Regions from separate parts of the Homo sapiens genome. Here region 1 is linked to region 2. Evidence: read pairs that join two places in POLR2A ChIA-PET (ENCODE). Cell type or tissue: A673. All regions are shown on one strand.

The links. ChIA-PET counts read pairs that join two places held together with the same protein. Peaks named below come from ENCODE experiments on the same cell type or tissue, not always from the same donor. Only the 100,000 strongest peaks of a DNase experiment are listed, where the experiment ranks them.
Region 1: POLR2A ChIA-PET joins it to region 2 with 13 read pairs; 3 of 35 experiments call an interaction of 5 or more read pairs at or near these places.

What each region holds. Positions count from the first base shown.
Region 1 is chr6:55,775,306-55,783,305 of GRCh38, forward strand. The region is part of intron 3 of BMP5 (bone morphogenetic protein 5); the gene reads right to left. Among named protein-coding and RNA genes, the nearest start is that of BMP5, 96 kb to the right of the region's middle. In A673, no CTCF peak of the experiment used is centred here; no DNase peak of the experiment used is centred here.
Region 2 is chr6:55,689,754-55,697,753 of GRCh38, forward strand. No RefSeq gene overlaps it. Among named protein-coding and RNA genes, the nearest start is that of HMGCLL1, 110 kb to the left of the region's middle. RefSeq lists an enhancer at 4,362-4,882. In A673, no CTCF peak of the experiment used is centred here; a DNase peak (open chromatin) is centred at 4,598.

The DNA.
Region 1 (8,000 bases), 86 kb after region 2:
GATTCCACAAATGCCCTACAGTTAGGTATTAATAGTATCCTCTTTTAGTAGTTTTTATTAGGCTCTTCTAATTTAAAATAATCACTGAAAATTATATTTTATATATATGTGAAAAAGAAAACCATTGATATCTGGTTCAATGAAAATCATTCAAAGATGATATTTAACCTTAAATTGTAAATTTGGTTAAGAATTATGTATATCTTATGCAAAGTTGCTACTCTAGATACAGAAGTTAGCAATCTTTTAAGAGTAACATATAATGTGGTTTGAAATATGTGCATGATTGACTCTGGCTTGCCCCATGAGAGATGTGCATGTTTTCTTAAAATATTTATTCAGTAAAGACTGTGGAGCAACCTCAGTCCATTATAAAACCTGACCCACCTTAGAAGAAAGGAAAGGAAAGCAAGTCCCCAAAATGGCATCAATGGCATTTTAGCAAATAAACCCTTGCTCTTAACAAAATTTATTTTGGCAGCATAAAAACTTTTGTGTATACTTCCATTGTGCAGAGAACAAGACCGTCAGAAAATGAGACCGTGTCGTATAAGGTTGTGCAGCTGTTGAGAGGGACGGACACAGGGGTTCTTCAAATGTGGAGGTATTGGTTGAAAAAAAAAAAAAGGCTGCATCAATTTAGACAGCATAGGTATCCTCCACAGTTGTCTTACAACCTACTGGGAAAAGTTGTCCAATTCCTACAAGTATTAAAATGGCCATCTGCCTCACAAATGCCACTATACTGAGTTCTACAAGAGAAGGGACTTACAAATAATCAAAGCAGTAAACCTTAAACAAATAAGCATATAGATTTCTCTTTTAAATGCAAACTTACAGTGGCTCTATGCCAGAGTCTATATTTTTTAGAAAAACTCTATCACTGGCATAAATGAAAGAGGCAGTTTGATTTGTGGTCCGAGCAGTTTCCATTCTACTTCCACTGTAACAAATGTATTAATTCAGCTCAGACTTCCTCCTTCTGGCAGCCCTTTCACTGTAAAAAGAGAAATTAGAAGTTCCAGCCAAATACCATACCTTGAACTGACCCACTTCAATACATAAACACTTTTACAACATGTTTATTCAGGTGTAGCACTTGAAATTGGTTTAAGATGTTTCCAGTGACAGAGAGCTTAGCAAAAGAAAAAAAAAAGAACTGAGAAACTTAACTGTTATAGAATAGAATAACTAGCAATCTGTTCTTTAAATTTTTTCATTTTTTTTTTCTGTCTTGGAGTACAACATAAAAAAGTATTTGACGAAGCTTTTATTTTGATATTTTAATGAAGTGTTAATTTAACAGGAGCTAAATTTTAACTTGTATACATTGATGACTGCAGAAATCATTTTTAATGTATGATCTTTCTAATACTGAAATAGGTTGCTGAGAGATGTTCATAAATGGAATACAATAAAATCAATTTTCCATTCATTACAACACACACTGACTCTTTTATAGTTAAATAAGCACTTAACAAGAAGTTCCAAGTTTCCTTTGGGTTGCCAGGGGGTTTCTTTTGTTATTATTCCAAAGACTTTCAATATTTTAATTTTTATCTGTGGAGAAATAATACGGATCTGAAGATTTATGTTCTAAAAACTGAAAAGATGTGTGTATGTTACAAATACGGGTTTCTTGGGTTTTACAAAGGTGGATATTGTATTTGAAGCAAAGTACCCTCCAAACCAATGTGAACTCCCTTTAAAATAACTTTTAATATTATTAAGTTTCCTCTTGGTTTCCTTTTTACTTCAGCAATGGAGTGACTATTAAGATTCCACAAGTTAATGCTTGCTCAGTTACCCTTGGTCTTGAGCTACACCATAGATGCATTAACTATTTGACCTAGTATTTCAGAAACAATACACTTATATTGATTATGTTGACTAAACCTTTTCAAAGACTGAATAGTTATTTTAGTAGAAGTACTGAGAGAAACCCAGACTACACCGTATGTATTAAAAAAAAAGTAAATTCTTTATAAAACTTTATTTGAACTTTTTAAATGATATTATTAAACATACAGTATGTTTTAGATATTGCAAATATATAACTGAAGAAGCCTACCTAAAGCATTTTGATTTAGAAACACATTACCTTTACATGTGTGTATCAACATGGATTTAATTTTCAAAGCTGATTCTTGTTTTAGAGTAGTTTCTAGTTTAAAAACATACATAAAGATGAAGCATTGAATATACAGTGGAAATGAAAATGGGGGTGAGGTAACAAAAAGAACATTAAAATAAAGTATGGTAAGGATACCAGCTTGAGCCCAAGCTTAGTCACCTTAGGATTCAGACACATCCAGGCATAGCTAGAACAGTGATAGATTTGATTCGCCAGGCATATATTTAAAGAAGATTGAGCAATTTTGTGGGCAAGAAGTCATCTTAAGAAAAAGATGAGCTGCAGTGATATTTTTTTAAGTCTATAACTCAGAGTTACTTCTGGCACAGCTTCAATAGATGCATGTTTAACTCCTAGAAAGAAAGGGAATCAAAGAAAATCTAATACATCCCTTTTACCCAAAGTCTCTAAAATACTGGGAAGACAAGGTAGCACTACTTTGGAACTTAGTTAACAGACTGGCAGAAGTGGTGAACAAAGATTCTCTCTATATGAGAAGAATGGCTTCTGAGCAGTTCCACATTGGGTCAGGATGGCAGCAACAGAATGATCTCCGAAATTATCTTCTGTATTAGTCATCAGCATTGACTTCAAAGAGTAGTACCAGCTCAAAGCTGAGCGGAGCAGCAATCTGACAACACTGGGAGTTTTAATGTGCATCAATAACTATACCAAAGCAAAGCAAGAGACAATGCCAGTAATGGGATAAAGTGGCTCCAATTGCAAGAGAAAAATTCCCTTGTATGATATCCATGTCTTGATGTGGACACTGGAAAGAGGGTAGGGATGTGATCTGCTAAATGGATGGGGTGGTAATAGGAGGTAAAAAGCTTGGTTGCTGGAAGCTGTTCAAGCTTAAACACACAAATGGGAGGGAAGAAGAGACAGCAGAGAGGAGATTGAAAGGGTTCTTGAAGGATGTGCCAACATTTCAGTGATCTTGCTGGTGGCAGTTAGACCCAAAGAAACATTGTTTATTCCTAATTATTTCAGGTTTGGGTATCATATAATACTTGGATTATGAAATGAAAGTGGTAATGACTATAACTGTAGGCATCCAGAGTTTGTTATTGACATAGATATTGTCTTTTTGTATTTACAAAAACAAAACAAAACAAAAAACAAACAAAAATATTAAATATTTGCTCGTGAAAAGTTTTTTAAGAAATATTTATACCTTGTCCATCTTATTTTCTCCTCAAAATTATTGTACCAGAATCATAAAGAAACAATTTGAGCAGCAAATATATGGGTATATTATTTTACAGTTTTATTAACTCAGTGAACAAAGATAGGATTGGACTGATATCTTCTAAGAAATTATTATTCTATTCATAAAGAGATCAAGAAGGATGTAGATGAGGCTGGAGCGCTGAACTACTAAATTTTGTCATAATTGGGGCTGGAGATTCAATCCTTCTAGATCTGCTACTCTAACCCAAATGACTTCATATAAGTACTGAGGTTAGTGTATTGTGGTCACATTTGCCTAAGAACACAACTGAAACTATTTCAAATTTATAGTCACAGGGAAGGTAGACTGGCAAACCAAAGCTCTATCCCAGACTCACCGGTTTTGTATTTCAGACCACTCCTTTTGGAAAATATGATTTTCAAAATGTTTATTTCTTTCAAAACAGAGTTATTAAAGGAGATTCTGACATAAAACAGCTCTTCAGACACATGTTGATGTTATAAGGATAAGTGGTTCCAAATATGATCATTGAGTTTCCCTCTAGGATACACAGTTTGAAAAACATTCATTTGAGGATTTATCAGAGTCTAAACGTTGATATCACTTTGAGATGTTAGCATACATTCCAGTTCGTTTTTTTCTCCTCTAAACCCACGGTAATTGACTGCTTAACCCAAAACACCTGTGATGGAACTTGTGCACAAATTATCTTTTCTTCATTTCAAAAATGGCTCTTGCAGTATCCGTTATGGACTCCTTAGCAGTAGTCAAATCAGTGTATTATCTCCCATCCACACATCTATCTGATCTTCACTTATTTTCAACCTGTGATTAACTTTGATTCTGGTACTGTGAAATTATGGATTATATGACTCTAAATTATACTAGAATTCTACCCTTTTTAGAAACTGATCATTTAAAACGTACAGAATTCACCACCCAGCATACAGAATAAATCATTTTTATATGAGATTTTAAGGAATGTGAGGAAGATAGAATCTTGTCTACTTAAATTCTATATATACTTAAATTTACTATAATCTTAAATTAAGTATATTGTAATCTAGCTACAAATTTCAACTTTGTTATACTTTGATGAAAAATTTGCATCTTTTGTAGTTTTATTGTAAAAGCGCAGACCTGTTGCCAGAGTTAAGTATACAGACTTGAAGTATCACAAACAGAAATTTAGCGTTCCTCCTTATTACTTTCTTGTTTTTCAAATGGTTTACATTGCTTTATAAATTCAAACAAAAATAAGGAAAAGTTGGGATTTTAAACTATTTTTTAAGTATTAAAATTTTCTTTTAACTGTAGAGAACAGGATAAGATTTTTGAGTGATTCTTCACAGTAATTCTGGGGTTCTGTTTAACAAATGAGGTTTGGCGTACAATACCTTGGCTGGACTTTTCTCTTCTCTTCTTTTTACTGACATTTAAAAGAGTAATCTAAAAAAAAAGCCACTTTGCCAGTATTATATATTGATAATTATATATTATTGGTAATGTGTGAAAATCAAAGGAAGGGACAAATGTAATAATATGTACAAACAAGCATAGGATTCTGTGGCTCATAAGTAAAGGGGAAAAAAAAGACGGACTGGAAAAATGAAATCCAGGAAGGGCTATTATTAGTAGCAGTACCCTGACACACTGATATGAACTATGAGTTGAGAGTTTTCTGTGGATAAGAAACGTGCTTATGGCCAGGAATGGTGGCTCACGCCTGTAATCCCAGCACTTTGGGAGGCCAAGGTGGGCCAATCACAAGGTCAGAAGATCGAGACCATTCTGGTTAACACAGTGAAACCCCATCACTACTAAAAAAAAAAAAAAAAAGAAAGAAAGAAAGAAAGAAAGAAAGAAACGTGGTTACAACTCCTGGTAACATATAGCAGTAGAAGAAATCCATTTTTCTATATGATTTGGGTATGTTAGGGATAAAGAAGTTTAAAGGGGATAGAGATTTTTTAAAGTGTTGACATTCTTTCTAAAAATTTTGCAGAAGATACTGTCGTGCCCCACAGTTTGATAAAGTGACGGGGCTTAGAAAAGAAACGGGATATTTGGTCAGAAACATTGGCAGGATAACTAAAGTCATGCAGGGGGAGAAACACAAACCCTTGAGAACCCAAGCTCATGAGGGTCCAGGAAGTAGGGCCTGAGGACAGAGAAGCTGAGAACTGTAAAGCAGCATGGCCAGAGGTTTGTGCCCAGTTGTGGAAGCTGTCCAGAATGCTGAAATGTTTTATTGCATGGAGGGCAGGACTGAGGTGATGGAAAATGATTAGTTTCCTTCCATGGGACATCACTCTGAAATGAGGGGCTTGCTGTCTCGGGCATGACAAGCCCAACAAATGTGTTTTACTTGGTCCCTATTTTCAGCCGCTAGAAATATGAATCTCACGCTAGGGATTGTAGTTTACCTCCACAAAAGCACTTACTTTTTAATAGCTCTTGTCTTTATATATAGCACCTTTCCCCTGAGGTCCTATGAACTTTACAGACATCATCTGTCACATGCCCCAAAAAGATTGGTTAGCAGTTGGTCTTATAGCCCTCATTTATTTTAAGAAAGTAGAAACATTCTTTTCACAAAATCATGAGAACAGTGAATTATTTTTCTTCTTCTTCTCCAGTTATTATGTGACTTTTTAAAATAAAAATTATACATATCTTAAATGAAAGAATCTTTTCCTTCAGAAGCCTGGGGGATTTTAGTAAAACTATAGGGAAGCAGAATTTCAGCAGAAATCAACCAAAAACTTTAAAAACTCTTTCTTTGTGTTACAACATCAATGACAAAAAGCTTTTAGATGTCAAACACATTTTAGTTTGTTTCACAGCAGTGAAATTTTAGTATTCTGCATTTTACCTATAGTAATTAAAGTGGTCTTTGAAACTTAGTTACTTGGGAAACTTACTGAGTATCTAAAGGAGATACTCTTTTACCAGCTACTATATTATTCCAAATTTTTTTTTTTTTTTTTTGAGATGGAGTCTCGTTCTGTCGCCCAGGCTGGAGCGCAGTGATGTGATTTCGGCTCACTGCAACCTCAGCCTCCCAAGTTCAAGTGATTCTCCTCCTTCAGACTCCTGAGTAGCTAGGACTAGAGGCATGTGCCACCACACCTGGTGAAGTTTTTGTATTTTTTTAGTAGAGACAGGGTTTCACCATGTTGACCAGGCTGGTCTCAAACTCCTGACCACAGGTGATTCACCCACCTCGGCCTATCATACAGAAAATCTATTTGTTAAATATTTGACCTTCCCTTTTGATTTGTACATGAACCTATCAAATGATCATAGGCTACTTCCAGGATCTTTGGATCAGTCTAGTACCAGCAAAATAGAAGAAAAATAAATTATTCGGCACCTAATAAAGAAAGTGAAAAAAAAAGTGAACTATATTTTCTAAAATATGCAGTAGAGAACTGATACTGAGATACCTAATGTAATATGCCATAGTAACTACTTCTGCAGGAACACATTTTGAATGCTGCTACCACAAAGAAATAATAAACGTTTAAAATGATGGATATGATAATCACTTTGATTTGGTCATTACACTTTGTACACATGCATTGAAACACCACATTGTACCGCAAAAATATGTGCAATATTGTTTCAATTATAAATAAAAAGTAAATTTAAAAATGTGGAGTTTTAGTATTTGGGGCTTATTTTCTTCACATATGAAGGCTGATCATAAAGCATTCTTCTGAGTAGAAGGAAGCAGAATTTTTCTTCACCATTTTTTCATGTATCTGGCTATGGCCAGAAGGCCATCTAGCCTGCCCCACATAAGGGACGAGTTACAAGGTGAAATCTTACACCACCATGATTCCTTGCTGGCCTCCAGAACAAAAGCATCCTGAACCATTTGCATGCAAAATAATAGCTGGTTTCCAAGAGTGTTTTCTTGTGCTCAATCTAGGTCAGCAGTGTCATCTGACCTCATAGCATAAGTACAACTTCCATATTTCTATCAGTTGTGTTACTTCAGAGAAAAATAACGTGAAGAATACTTCTACATATAAACATAACTGGTACCTGAGAGTAATAAGAAGCGTGTCTGAAAGGATCAGGGACATTGGGAATTGAAAAAGCCAATTCAACATTTCTGAAATTAAGAGAGAAGCAACAGCTGCCATGTACTGAAGACAACTATTTTACCAGTTGATTTGTATACATCTTATTTACTCCTCACAGCAAAGCAACTGTTATCCTCTTAAAATAAGGCTCAAAAAAGAGTCAGATTTTTAACTCAGCCTTGTCACACTACTAAAGTAGTATGCTTTTCCTCTAAGTACACAGTAGTCCACTTTTTAGAGATTGGTGAATACTTTCATCTTGGGTTCCTGTATAAATATTTTCACCTTGAGAAGAATGGAGGAAAAATAGCCTGTCAGTGGCATACGTATTGTAGTTTCCAAGAATAATGTTATAGCTGCTTCTTTCGTTAAGTTCAGGATCAGACTTTCCTTAGTAAGTAAGTAGGAAGATGAAGACTCAATACTTCTTATTAGCCATAAGAAGGCAGGTGGCTTCCCCAGTTCCTATTCCACTCTAATTGAAACTTAGATTCAATTACTGTCACACTACAGAGAAATTAGCATACATTTTTAAGGAGTGGGGATATATAATTTAATTGTCAAAGTAGTATTAGTC
Region 2 (8,000 bases):
GAAAATTTTTGCAACCTACTCATCTGACAAAGGGCTAATATCCAGAATCTACAATGAACTCAAACAAATTTACAAGAAAAAAACAAACAACCCCATCAAAAATGGGCGAAGGATATGAAAAGACACTTCTCAAAAGAAGACATTTATGCGCCAAAAAACACATGAAAAATTGCTCACCATAACTGACCATCAGAGAAATGCAAATCAAAACCACAATGAGATACCATCTCACACCAGTTAGAATGGCAATCACTAAAAAGTCAGGAAACAACAGGTGCTGGAGAGGATGTGGAGAAATAGGAACACTTTTACACTGTTGGTGGGATTGTAAACTAGTTCAACCATTGTGGAAGTCAGTGTGGCGATTCCTCAGGGATCTAGAACTAGAAATACCATTTGACCCAGCCATGCCAGTACAGGGTATATACCCAAAGGACTATAAATCATGCTGCTATAAAGACACATGCACACGTATGTTTATTGTGGCATTACTCACAATAGCAAAGACTTGGAACCAACCTAAATGTCCAACAATGATAGACTGGATTAAGAAAATGTGGCACATATACACCATGGAATACTATGCAGCCATAAAAAAAGATGAGTTCATGTCCTTTGTAGGGACATGGATGAAATTGGAAATCATCATTCTCAGTAAACTATTGCAAGAACAAAAAACCAAACACTGCACGTTCTCACTCATAGGTGGGAATTGAACAATGAGAACACATGGACACAGGAAGGGGAACATCACACTCTGGGGACTGTTGTGGTGTGGGGGAAGGGGGGAGGGATAGCATTGGTAGATATACGTAATGCTAGATGGTGAGTTAGTGGGTGCAGCGCACCAGCATGGCACATGTATACATATGTAACTAACCTGCACATTGTGCACATGTACCCTAAAACTTAAAGTATAATAATAATAAATAAATAAATAAATAAAGATTTTTAAAAAGTACAATTTGTCAATATTTTTCTTTTATGTATCATACTGTTGGTGTCATATCTAAGAAATATTTGCTTAACCCAAGGTCACAAATATTTTTGTCTCATAAAGGTTTTTTTCTAATTTTAGGTGTTTCATTTATAATGTAATGAACGAATTTTTTGAAATGGATATTCAGTTGTTCCCCCACCATTTGTTGAAAAGGCTGTCATTGTTCTCTGAATTTCCTTTGCATTGTCAAAAATTAGTTGTCAATACCTAGGTGGATCTGTTTCTGAATTCTTAATTGTTTGACTTCAAATTCTTTTTGAAATAAAAATATCTTGATAACAGTATCATGTCTTGGTTACTATAACTTTATACTTTTTGAAATTACCAAATATGAATTCTTGGACTTTTAAAATCGTTTTTGAAGTTGTTTTGGTTATTTTTCTCATTTGTATGTCCATACAAATTTTAGAATATATCAATTTGGAAAGAATTAACAATATTAACAATATTGACTCTTCCAAGGGGTATCTCCTCATTTATATTTTTAAAATGTCTCTCAGTAATGTTTTGTAGTTTTCAGTTTAAAGGTTTTGCACATCTTTTGTCAGATTTGTCCCTAGCACTAATATTTTCAATGTATGGTTTACTTTTAATTTCAACATCCCTTTGTTCATTAGTAATAGAACTATGCTTGAATTTTGCATATTGATCTTGTATGCTGTAATATTGATGAAATACCTTAATAGTTCTGGTAATTTTTTGGTGGATTTTTGTGAATATTCTGTGTAGATGAACATGTTATCTTAAATACATATAATTTTACTTCCAATGTCTTTTTGCCTCATGGTACTGGCTCCCATCTTTAGTATAATGTTGAACAGAAGTAGTGAGATCTGACATACATGTCTTGTTCTTGATCTTGATGGGAAAGTATTTAACACTATTAAGTATAATGTTAACTTTCCAGATATTTGTTGGTCCCTTTTGTCACTTTTAAGATGTTTTCCTTTTTTTCTTATTTCACTGAGAGGTTTTAAAATTTGTTTTAAAATCAGGAATGGAAGCTTGATTTTTGTCAAATACTTTTGATGAATCTATTGAGATGATCATATGGTTTTTCTTTTTTTACTTACTAATATGGTGAATTATATTGATTTTTTGCAATGTTAAACCAAACTTTCATTCCTGGTATAAAATATCTTTGGCTGAAAATGCATTATCCTTCTATCTATTTTATTCAGTTTCTAAAATTTTGTTCAGAATTTGAGATTCTATGATTATGAGGAAGAGTGGTCTGTAATTTTGCTTTCTTTAACTGTTTTTGTTTGGTTTTGATATTAATGCAACACTAGTCTTATCGAATGTACTATGAATCTAAAAAAATCTGTGTAGAATTAGTATTATTTTATCCTTAAATGTTTAGTAGAACTCACCTCTGAAGGTATCTGAACTTGAAGTTTTCTTGTAGAAACATTTTTTTACTACAATTTTAATTTATACACATAGTACCATTCAGGCTATTTTTTCTTGAATACACTTTGGCAGTTTGTGTTATTCAAACAAGTGTCTATTTCGGCCGGGCACGGTGGCTGATGCCTGTAATCCCAGCACTTTGGGAGGCCGAGGTGGGTGGATCACCTGAGGTCGGGAGTTTGAGACCAGCCTGACCAACATGGAGAAACCCTGTCTCTACTAAAAATACAAAATTAGCTGGGCATGGTGGTGCATGCCTGTAATCCCAGGCATGGAGCTACTCTGGAGGCTGAGGCAGGAGAATCCCTGGAACCCGGGAGCCAGAAGTTGCGGTGAGCCGAGATCACACGACTGCACTCCAGCCTAGGCCGCAAAAGCGAAACTCTGTTTCAAAAAAATAAAAGTGTCTATTTTATTTAATTTGACTAATCTATTATCATACAGTTGTTTACAATGTTCTCTTAACTGTTGTTTCAATACCTGTAGGATCTCTAGTGGGCCATCTTTCCATTCCAGATATTGGTAATGTGTGTCTTCTCAATTTCCATCTTTTTTCAGATTAGTCTGGCAAAAAGTTTTTAAGTTTTAAAAATATTTTCAAAGAGACAGTTTTGGGTTTCATTGGTTTACTGTCTTCATTTTGTTTTCTCTTTCATTAATGTTGACTGTGTCATTATTTTCTTATTTTTTGTGCATGTTTGTTTCTTAAGGTGGAAACTGAAATCATTGATTTGAACTCTTTAGTGCAGTCAATTTTCCTCTTTGTAGTGCTTTTTCAGTATCCCAGGAATGTTGCTATTTTGTGTTTATATTTGCTATTTTTTTTTCAGTTAAAAATAATTTCTGACCCCAGTGTGGTGGCACACACATGTAGTCCCAGATACTTGGGAGGCTGAGCCCAGAGAATACTTTGAGCTTGGGAGTTCCAATTCCAGCCTGGGCAATGCAACAAGATCCCATATCTTAAAAAATAAATAAATAAATGCTCTTCTATGTATTTTTTGACACATCAGTTATTTAGGAGTCTCTTAATTTCCTCATACTTGGGGATTTTATAGATTAATTTCTACTATTTATTGCTAATTTAGTTCCACCATGGTTAGAGAATACATTGTGTATTCCCTTAATGATTCTGTATTCATTGAGAGTTGTTTCACATACCAAATCTATCTCATGATTTATCTTAGTAAGTATTTCATGCTCATATAAAATAACGTGTATTATGTTATTAGATAAAATGTTCTAGAAATGTTAATTAAGTCAAGTTGGTTGTTGTTATTCAGTTTTCTATGTCTGTGCTGATTTTCTGCCTATTGTCTCTGTCAATTATTGAGTGAGGGATATTAAAATCTCCAGTTGCAATTATAAATTTGTCTCTTACTCATTGTACTTCTAGTTGTTGCTTTATGTATTCTGAAACTCTGCTATTAGGAACATAAACTTTAGGATTGTTATGTCCTTCTGATGAATTGACCACTTTGTACAAAATGACTTTCTGTACATGTAAAAATGGTTAAAATGGTACATTTTATGTACACTTTATATTTGTATACTTCACCAAAATTAAAATAATTGAACATTAAATTGGGTGAAAAAATAATTTAAAATCAATTGTTTGCAAGTGCCTCCCATAATACCTTTCTTTCTCTTTTTGTTCTTAATATACTCTAGATTGTAATGTTATGATTTATCCCTTTCACTTCTGTTGCAGCCTACTATTTCTCCTCTATGAAACATGGAATTTCCTAGGTTTATAGACTATTACCATCCCAGCCTTTACAGTCTAATCTAAACACTCTTGAGTGACTTATCTTAAATTGACGAACAAAGAAATAAAATTGAAACATTCTGTGCTTACTAAGGTCAAGTTATATTTTTAATCTAATTTATACTATTTGCCAATTAAAATAAGGAGCATTGTCTTCATGAAAGAACAATTGATCTGTTAATGATTTTAGGCAAGGAGAAGTTTATTTTATCTTAATCCAGCCTGTAGAAAAGCATTTCCTTTTCTTTTATGTGGTCTAAATTAAGTAAAAACATCATACTCTGAGCAAAGAAATCATGGAATGGGCCCCTTGCTATTGTGTGCTGATGTTAATATAGAAGAGAGACTTCATGACTGGAAGGCATCCATGATATTAAACAGGCCATGGTGCTGTGAAGTGCTGAGAGTGGTCATGCCGAGCAACAGGCCACAGGAATGCAAATCATCCACAAAGCCAAGAGTGGAGCTAGCAGGTGGCCTCGCCCATTCATCTGATGTCAACACTTTATTCAGCTCAGGCCCCTTTAACATCTGGGAAGGCCCACTATAGCTTTTAATTAAGTAGAATGCAGGCCATGCAGTGTTGCCTTCATTTAAAAAAAAAAAAAAAAAAAAAACCCACAGTCACAAAAAGAGGTATCTTCTATACACTGAGGGTCACTCTCCTTATATAAATAAATATGGGCATTTAACTTAGATTGTATGGAGGTTTTAGTTTCACAGATTTTTCCATACATTATTTCAGCATTTTATAGAAAATATTTATTTGGCTTTGGCGACAGATCAAATTTTCTTTTGGGGAAAAATGAGTTCTTTTAGTTCTCATGATTAACATTTCAGACTTTTGAGATATGTCTACTTTAAGGAGTTTTGGGATAACCATAACATATCATTTCAAAATGAGTTTATAGAAGATTAACCTATAGCAGTGGAAAGTGTCAGGTTATGGAATTAAGTCATTTTCTGAGGTCTGAATCTGAAGCCAAAGTCATTTGTAAGTGTAATTCTGTCTGTAAGTGCATAATACATGCACCCACACACATATTGAATATTTCAAGTTATGTAAAACAAGTCACTGTCAAAAACTATTTAAACCACTACTCTTTAAGAGCCTTTTAAGTGTGAAATTTCTTAAGATACTCATCATGTATAGTAAATATTTAAATTAGAAAGGCCAGCCAAGGTACAAAGTATTTAGAAGGTTCATTTAGAATTTCATAACAAAGATCTTATAATGTAATGAGGTTAGTATTTTCCTTCTTTAGATGTCTTTGAAAGGCAAAATTTTGCTTTCAGAGGTAAAAATGTTCAATGTCTTTGTGGGAAAATATTGTTTTCTCTTGGAAATAGGTTAAACTTTCCTATACAAGTAACCAGTTGTTATAAATTCTAAATTGTTAACCATGACATAATTTTTACAGAGTCTAGTAAAGTATTAAGAGAATCACACTAAGAAATCTTGAAATCATAAATCACATTTTTATATCCACATCCTTAAACCTTTGTCTAACATATAATAGGTATTCGATATGTGTTTGTTAAGAAATAAAGGAAGGAAGAAAGGAAGGAAGTGGGGGTGGTTCTAAGTGTTAAAGATGAGTGACAATATAAAACACGAAAATGATACATATCCATAAAATAAACAGAAAGATGAAACTTTCTTCATTCAAAGTCCTAACTTTTGAGCAGATTGTTCAACAGTCTTGAAAATCCAATTTTATCTGGATTTTGACTGACGTCTTATTCTTTTCTGCTAATTTAACCTTCTATCCTTATGTTTTTCACCTTTTTGAATGCAGACACACCTGCAAAACTTCTTCAAGATCTACATCATAGAGTTCCATTCCAGGCATGCTTATTCAGACTGTCCCATTTAGGAGCCTGATATACATACTATCTATGGAAACATTCCAGATGGTTCTCAGGCCCAACAAATACCAGTAACCACCGCTTTAGCAGCACCAAACTAAATGTTTTTCTTTCAACATACTTTTTTTAACCTCTCTATTTTTACTTATACTCTTCCCTCACCCTCAAATGCTCTTTTCTCCTCCTATTTCTAATCGAAGCTTAAGGATTTCTGCTAAGTTACATATCCCTTCCTCCAAAACTAAGGCCCCTGGAAAAATAATTGTTCTCTGACCTCTCCTAAATCATTTCACTTGTAGTTAATAAAGTTGGTTACTCGAGAATATTTTGCAGCACATTAAATTTGATTCCAAGCTCTCAATGTCAGGAGATCCCAATAAAAGCCATTATTAGAGAACTGCTGTAGTCACTAAGGATTTGTAGGTATTTAGGCTGGGTAGACAAGGGTCATCTTGCCTTCGTTGAGAATGCCCAGGCCCTCAGGCTCATTCAAATGGCTCTCTCCATCCATGCAAAATAAAAAAGTCTCAAGCTCTCTAACCATGGCTGAGTGTCCAGGCTCCATAGGCACAGTACAGAGCTATTCCTCTTTAACCCTGGGAGGGAGGGACTCAGGTTTGGCTTAAGTATTTTTACTTACTCAGTTCCTAGAGTGAGTTTCCCAATGGACTTCATCTTCTATGATACAATCTGCATAGGGATTATTATCAAGACATTCCCAGAAATACATAGGAGTTCCTATTTTCCAATCCACTAAAACGGCACCTAGAATTCTGAACACAGATCTATACTTTTGAGCTCCTTTAAGAAGGCAAATGTACCTGCTATATTTTGCTGTCTCTGTGGCAACAAAGATGAACCACAAAATAACCTCTCAACATATTACCCAACCATAGAATTTTTAACCGGTTACATGGATGTTTATTTCTCTATCTAAAATGTCAGTGATCTTGTTTGAGATTTGTAATTCATTCATCTTGAGTTATATACTAAACTGCTTGGTTATGAGCACTGTGCTAAATGCTAGAGATAAGAGGGAAAATAGAAGCTACCAATCCTCACCCTCATGATGCATATAATCTGGTGAACAACTCAAGCAAGTAAACAGGCAATTACAATATAGGATCCTGTGATGTGTACTTGAAAAGTATAGGAGGCTATGGGGGTATATGAGAAGGGCTGTCTAACCAAGGTTTTCACCTTTAGAACATAGTGCCTGTAGATAATTGGTGACTAATGTTTATTAACTGAATAATTTTAGAAAAAAATTTAAAAATACATTATAAATATCATCACTCATTTTTCAAGGTTGATAGGCCTCTATTGTGAAGGCAACACTTTTAAAATTTATGAAACGGAAAGATAATTCTTTCTCCACTATAATATTAAATTATACTGTTTTAATATTTACCTTCAGAAAAGGGGAATGCTGTGGGGGTCTACTGCTATTATCTGGACTATGGGAGGAATAAATAATATAAAAAACCACACTGATGAAAAAATGTCAATGGCATCAGAATTATGTTCAAGTCTCTTGCTAAGAATTAGGAAGACACAGCCTTATGTGCCCAGCACCATTCAGAAAGACTTGGGTTCTTAAGACCTGGAGTCATTCATCTCTAGATTAAGGTCTGATGGTGAGAGGATGTTGAATCCTGGGGCAAATCGATCCTGTGCAAGGTGAGGTGTCCTAAAAGGTGGTGAATATTTGCACAGTACAGATTAGAAGAAAAGCAAGATTAGGTAGAGTCGGGCAGGTAGTACTTGGTTGACAATGGAGAAATCTGACTTTAAAAAATGAGTGTTCCCAGGCCAGGTGCGGTGGCTTAGGCTTGTAAATCCAGCACTGTGGGAGGCGGAGGCGGGCGGATCACGAGGTCAGGAGATGGGGCCCATCCTGGCTAACACGGTGAAACCCCGTGTTTTTCTGTCTCTACTAAAAATACAAAA